2 separate regions of the Homo sapiens genome follow, and region 2 is linked to region 1. Evidence: chromatin contacts called from ENCODE Hi-C or POLR2A ChIA-PET data. All regions are on one chromosome and are shown on one strand. The core of a region is the stretch at or near the end of the contact, and the rest is flanking DNA. Distances in the headings are between cores, read along the strand shown. Region 1 has its middle 8.1 kb from the start of LINC01270. Region 2 has its middle 27 kb from the start of PTPN1.

The links. Hi-C counts contacts between places; a loop is a spot of excess contacts on that map. ChIA-PET counts read pairs that join two places held with the same protein, here RNA polymerase II (POLR2A). Pooled maps may share reads with other maps.
Region 2: a loop to region 1 is called in a map of Caki2, with 2.7 times the contacts of the local background. The contact joins two enhancer-like sites. A Hi-C loop is called at or near these places in 1 of 168 maps with a recorded cell type or tissue (Caki2) and 2 of 50 pooled maps. POLR2A ChIA-PET finds 5 or more read pairs at or near these places in 3 of 52 experiments (K562, WTC11 and activated B cell).

Annotation. Positions count from the first base shown.
Region 1 is chr20:50,282,901-50,286,244 of GRCh38, reverse strand. No RefSeq gene overlaps it. Among named protein-coding and RNA genes, the nearest start is that of LINC01270, 8.1 kb to the left of the region's middle. RefSeq lists a silencer at 329-378. Within about 2 kb of position 1,774, at least 28 of the 41 ENCODE cell types and tissues checked have a DNase peak (open chromatin) inside an H3K27ac peak, as active enhancers do.
Region 2 is chr20:50,481,777-50,485,120 of GRCh38, reverse strand. No RefSeq gene overlaps it. Among named protein-coding and RNA genes, the nearest start is that of PTPN1, 27 kb to the left of the region's middle. RefSeq lists enhancers at 1,140-1,249, 1,290-1,339. Within about 2 kb of position 1,485, at least 38 of the 41 ENCODE cell types and tissues checked have a DNase peak (open chromatin) inside an H3K27ac peak, as active enhancers do.

The DNA of each region.
Region 1 (3,344 bases), core at 525-3,024:
AGCTAGAATTGGAACCTTCTAGACCAGAGGTGGCCCACGGGGCCACAGATATCCACAGAGTCAGGTTTTGTTTATTTGTTTTTAATTTGACTCGTTGGCCAACATTTAAAAATCAGGACTTTTCACATACAATCTCAGACTTCTGGCTTCTCTTACTAAATGGGAAGATCCGGGCCGCCTGCTGGCTCAGAGGCCACCGTCCCCTGAGGAGAGCCTGTTCTCTCCAGTTCACCGGAGCCAGCACCAGGCCACCTTACTCATCCTTTCACCTTCTGGCCCAGAGGTGCCTGGGTTTTGGTTCCCTGTTCTAAAGCCTGCTAAGGAGGATGCTGGGGAAATCAGAAAGCTCGAACAATTCTCTCAAGGCTGTCCAGCAACAGAGCTGCAGCCCGGGACTCGGGATACCCAGTCCTGCTGGGGACACCAAGTCCCTCCCCACAGAAGCTCCACAGACCCCACCTCAGTCTCCAGGAGCTGCTGACCCTGGCCCGGAGTCCCGGGGGACCAGGAGGCCGGGCTGGGGAAGGCCCCGTCCTGTTTAGGTTTTTGTGGTCTCGTGAGTAACCGAGTGGAAAAAAACAAGCTTGAAAAGATAACAATTACAACGAAATTAAATCAAATCAGACCCGTGACTCATTTATGGAGCCGTAAAAACAGAAAACAAAAACAAGCTGGTTCTGGAGAAGTGAGGCCAGGGTGAGGAAGGGAGAAGTCGGGGAAGGGAAAAAAATAAAGCAACAGCAGCTATGGCCCTGGGACTGTAAATTATCCCAGCAAGGAGGGAACCATGCGGGCCCTGGAGGGGCTGGGCCTTGGGGGTTCCGGAGCCAGGAGTCCCAGGACCCCGTGGGAGAGGCCAGAGACCCCACCTGCCTGCAGGATGGCTGACCTTGTCCCCCCAAACACCTCCGTGAGTTGGGTACCATTAGGGTGCCATTTTGCAGACAAGGAAGCTGAGCCTCAGAGGGACCAAGTGACAAACCTCGATCACACAGCCAGGAAGTAAGAGGACTGAGATTCAAACCTGGCTCCAAAGCCTGTAACGGGGTTCAGTTTTGTCATCTAGAAAACAGGCACCTGAGCTCAGCTCTGTTCCAAAAACAACAAAGAAGCCAGAGTCCTGGAAGCTTCCCTGGATGTTTTGGGAGCCCCGAAGCCTGACATCGGACATGGCTGCCCCTCTCTAGGTCTCACTGTCCCCATTTGTTCACTAATGGGGTCACATCAGGCAATGCCTAAGGAAGGCCCCAGCGGGTCTGACCCAGGGGAGCTTCAAAGCCTGTTTCCCAGAAGCCTCTGCCCCCGGGAGATGTAAGAGGAGCTGGAGGCAGAGCCAGAGGGAGCCAGCCGTGCAGGCCCACGATTCCCTCAGAGGTCGTCCTGACCCAGGGAGGAGACTGTGCAGGCAGCAGGAAGCTGGCCAGGCAGAGAAAGCACGGGCGCCGGGCTGATGAGGGTGGGATTGGATGGGGCTAGAAATCGGGAGCCAAAGCTAACACCACCACACGGCATTGGGTTTCAGGTGCTTACTAAGGGTCGGGCGTGGAGCTAAGCACTTTCCATTCATTCATTCATTCATTCATTCATTCATTTATTCTGCAACTATGGACTGAGCACTTTCTTGTACGAGGTGCTTTGTTGGGATCTGGGGACACAGTGATGACCAAGAGAGACAAAGATGGAGCTGCCACCCAGGAGCGGGTAGACAAAACAAGCAGGAACCATGATGAGTCAGGTAGCACTGAGAGATGCAGGGAGGAATTCAGTAAGGAGGGAGTGTCAGGGGCAGGAAAGGCCTCATGAGCTGCGACGTTTGAGCAGAGACTTGAAGGAGGTGCAAGGGCCGGCCCAAGCAAAGGGAAGGGCGCAGGTGGAGGCCCTGGGTGGGGCATGCCCGGTGCATTTGAGGACCAGCCAGAGGGCCAGCATGGCGGGGGCAGAGTCAATCCCTCCAACAGCCAGGGGAGCAGGCACTATATTACCTCCTCTTACAGAAGAGGAAAAGAGGCTCAGAGAGGGGAAGTGACTTGCCCAGAGTCACACAGCCCGGAAGTGGCAGTGTGAGGAGCAGTCACTCCTCGCAGTCAGGATGTGCCGGGGTGCATCCATGCCATCGGTGGCCCTGTGTGTGTGACGAGGCTGCACGGCCCAAGGGTGGCTCCCAGAAAGCGTGTGTCACCTGCCTTGGTCACAGCTGTGGGTGGTATGATTGTGCAATCCAGCACCCTGCAGGGAGCCAGGGGCCGGGACAGAGGCTGGGCCGGGACTTGACACAGCCCTGACTCCACCCCAGGCTCAGCCCTGCCATCACTCTGCCTCCCAAGCCCCATGGGGTCTAGGGGCTACCAGACAGCCAAGAATCCAGGGAGCTCACTCACACTGAGGTGCAAGTGACTGCTAGAAGCCCCTGGTTTGTCCCTATCCCTGGGCTGACCCTTTCAGCAGGTCACAGCAGCAGCTTTGGAGACTCAGTTTCCCCCTCTGTCAGATGACAGGTCCACTTAGTGGGTCTCCAACAGCAGTTGCAGGTTCTTGGGTCCAGAGAGAGCTCCCTGAAGTCACACAACCAGTGGCTGACGGAGTCAGGGTGACCCTGGCCTGCTCACTCCTGCCTGGAGGATGCCTCCCCCTGAAGCTCAGCCACCCAGGCTCCACCACTCTCCCCTCACCCACCCTCTTGCTGCCCACACGTCCAGGCCCTGGCCCACACTGTCCACTCTCCTGGGAGTGCCTTTCCCCTCCCCCTATGAAAAAAGAACACGGGATGGTCAGGGGCGTAGAGGGAGAGATTGTCGAGCAGGCAGAGGCTACTTAAGCCAGGGGAAGGGTCAGAGAAGGTGGCTGTCGAGAGTGGCATCCGAGCTCAGACCTGAAGGAGGTGAGGGAGCCGTGGACATCCATGGTGGACAAGGGCTCCAGGGACCTGCAAAGACCTTGAGGTGGAAAGACCCAGGGCTTCTTGAGGAACAGCAGGAAGCTATCAGGGCTGGAAGGGAGTACGCGAGGGAGAGAGGCAGCGAGGTCATCAGACAAGTGGAGGGTTTGCTGGGGGGCCAGGGTCGCACCCGGCCTCACGGGCCACAGGGAGCTTTCACTCAGAGAGCTGGGATCCCTGGGAGGGTCTGTGCTGGAAGGTATAGGTCCCTTCTGACAGGTCCCTCTGGTCGTGTGTGGAGAACAGACTGTGAGGGGCTGAGGGAGAAAAGGAAGCCAGGAGGAAGTGACTGCACCAGTCCAGGCGGTGGTGCTGGTGGCCGTGGCCGAAGCGGGGGCCGTGGAGGTGGGGAGACGAGGGCAGACTCCGGGTCTACCTTGAAGGTGGAGTCGACAGGATGTGATGAGCG
Region 2 (3,344 bases), core at 236-2,735, 200 kb before region 1:
CTAGCCTGGCCAACATGGAGAAACCCCCGTCTCTACTAAAAATACAAAATTAGCCAGGCATGGTGGCACATCCCTACTCGGGAGGCTGAGGCAGGAGAATTGCTTGAACCTGGGAGGCGGAGGTTGCAGTGAGCTGAGATTGCACAATTGCACTCTAGCCTGGGCAACAAGACTGAAACTGTGTCAAAAAAAAAAAAAAAAAAAAGGAAAAGTGACCATGGATAAAGGCTAAAATTTATAACTCAGACTCTAAGGCCCTGTGTGAACTGAGCCCTGCCCATTTCACCAGGCCACTCTCTGTTCTCCAGTATCCTTTCAGGTCTGGCTACAGGGCCTTTGCACATGCTGTCTACTCTACTTAGGATGCCATTCCTGCTTTCTGCCTGGCTAATGCCTATTGTCACATGGATCTCGTCCTAAAGGCACTTCCTTGTGGGTATGCCTAGATTCTGTTTCCTTGTTACATGTTTTCGTATCTGCCTTTCTTATTTACCACAGTGGTTCTCAACTGGGAGTGATTTTGCCCCCCAGGGGCCATTTGACAATGTCTGGAAACATTTTTGGTTGTCAAAACCAGGGTAAGAATGCTACTGGCATCTAGTGGGTAGAGGCCAGAGACGCTGCTAAATATCCTACAATGCCCAGAACAGCCTACAGGAATGATCCAGTCAAAATTTCACTAATGCGGAGGTTGAGAAACCTGTATCACAACGTAATCAACTAATTGCTTTTTATGGCTGCCTTCCTGTTCCCATCTCACTCCCCCACTTCCCCATCTAGGCTTCCCTTACCCCCTCCTCGCCATGTGTATTTAGCTGTTTAATGCCTCCTTTTCCTGCTAGAGTATAAAGCCTAAGGGGCAAGGATTGTGTCTGTCTTGTTTTCTATATATTGCGTATCATAGGTGCTTAATAAATGTGTCAAATGAATAAAAGAGCAAATGAAAACTATCTTTCATAAAGCACATCTTTAAGGACACCAGAAAGCTTTCCTCTTGACTTCTGTCTTGGTAACTCTAAATATTATTTGGAAAAAAAATAAACAAGGTGGTGGGGAGGAGGGAGAGGGAGAGAAAAGCAGAGAAGAGGAGGACAAGGAGAAAAGGAAGAGGGAGATAGAGAACACTGTCTTTGTAGACTCAATCTGAGCTGGAATTCCAGCACTTAACTGTCACATAGTCAAGAGCAAGTCACTTTCCCTCTCTGAGCTCGTTTTTCTCAACTGTACAATGGGAATCAGAAAACGAAAGTAACTGTGCTAATGGCTGGCAACTACCCTGCACTTTATAAATGTTAGTTTTGTTCCTTTCTTCCTTTCCCCTCCTTCTCCTAAGTTTCCTGGCCAGCATCAGTGCTCACTCATCCTCCTCAGCCCACTCAAGAGAGCTGCCTGAAGCTAGATGGACAGTTCTATAAATGCTGGTGACGTATACCCAACCTCCGGCACCCGCATCTCTCTGCCCAGAGCCTGTGTGCTTCATGTGCGCATGGCAGGTCACATGTGTGGGAAGGGAAGTGTACTGGAGTTGCTGGCCCCGGGCACCACCTTCAACCGCTGAGAGTGGTCATTGCGGATAAACAGCACAGTTTCCCCAACCCTTCCTGAGACAATCTTGCGGTATACTCCACATCATCCCCTGAGGGCCCCTCTGGGACTGTGCCCCAGTTGCCCATAAAGGTAACTAGCTCTTTTTTTTGTTTGTTTGTTTGTTTTTGAGACAGAGTCTTGCCCTGTTGCCCAGACTGGAGTGCAGTGGCATGATCTTGGCTCACTACAACCTCTGCCTCCCGGGTTCAAGCAATTCTCCTGCCTCAGCCTCCCAAGTACCTGGGATTACAGGCACCCACCGTCACGCCCGGCTAATTTTTGTATTTTGTTTCACCATGTTGACTAGGCTGGTCTTGAACTCCTGACTTCAGGTGATCCGCCCTCCTCAGCCTCCCAAAGTGCTGGGATTACAGGCATGAGCCACTGCGCCTGGCCAACTGCCCAACTTCTAACTGGTAGTATGTGCATCTTTTTCTATGAGTTTTTTGGGTTTTTTCTTCTGGTTGTCAGAGTCAAGCAGCCTAAAGGAGGTTGGAGAATGAATATTCCTTCTCTTCTTTCCAGCTGCCTTCAACCAAGGAATGGATAGAGGTGGTGTATAAATACCCCAGCTTCCTGATTGTTTTGCAGTGGGCAGGTCTATGCAAACTTACCCCAAAGTCCAAGGAAGCTGAGAGGCTGAAGAGATGATGCTGACATACTCAGTTCCTTAGAAAGAAACTTTTAATAGAAACTTAGAAACAGATGCCACGTCTGTGTCTCCTGCGGTGGCCAGACAAGATGGTGGATCCCCACTCCATTATCTCCCAGACCCAGGGCTTCTATACCATAGGAGAGGGGTGGTTCAGAAGGGATGTGTAGAACAGTTGAAGTAAGATAACATCAAGGTTGTTTGACCTAAGGACAGGATATAGAGTCAGAACCTGCTCTTACACAAGGAATAATAGATAAACTAGAAATCTTAGAGGCCTTCTTGGAACAGGGGTTAATCAGAAGCCAACATGGCGGATTAGCTTCCAAGATGGAGTTGCTGATCCTTCAGGTAAGATAACTCTGAGACATGTGTTCTACACAGGTGGAATTAAGCTTCACTTGCCTAGGGCAGTAACTGTCTTGATAACTTGCTTAATATTGGTTGTCCTCCTTTCCCTGGGTCTCTTTTCTTCTCTACTCGTATTTCTTTTGCCTTCCAAAGAAGTGATGTGTCCTTGAGTCTTTGTCTCAGGGTCTGTATCTAGAGAATCTAAACTAAGATATGAGGTGTGCCAACAGGGGATTCCAAACTAAGACACTTATCAATTAGATCCAATTGCAAACGGTCTTGCTTTAAATCTCCCCAAAAGAACAGAATGGGACATGCTGTTCTTCAACTAAACAGCACTCCTGTTTACCATCTGGGGCCAAACCACGGGGCTCCTATTCCCTGAGTGGAAGGACCTCATCTTCCCATGGTATTCACAAGGCTCACACCCCACCTTTTCATACATAAATCACCCCCTTTATTTCACATGAACATCTTTGTTGTATTTTGCAGAAAGTTACCCTTACTGAAACACAGAGGACGCTCTGTTGGTAGCTTTGGAAATGGCCCTTGGGGCTCCAGCTGGGAGCATCTCATGTTCTTGTTCCTACGTAGTTACTTTCTGGGGATAGTCACACATGTTGAATGTTGGCAGGGAAGAGTTACCCTAGTCCAACACTTTCATTTGCCAAAAATAAGTTTTGAGGATGGCTGATGGGAAATCCCACAGTGCCTACCAATGGTATCATGCTACTTTATGCTGTTTTCTGAATGT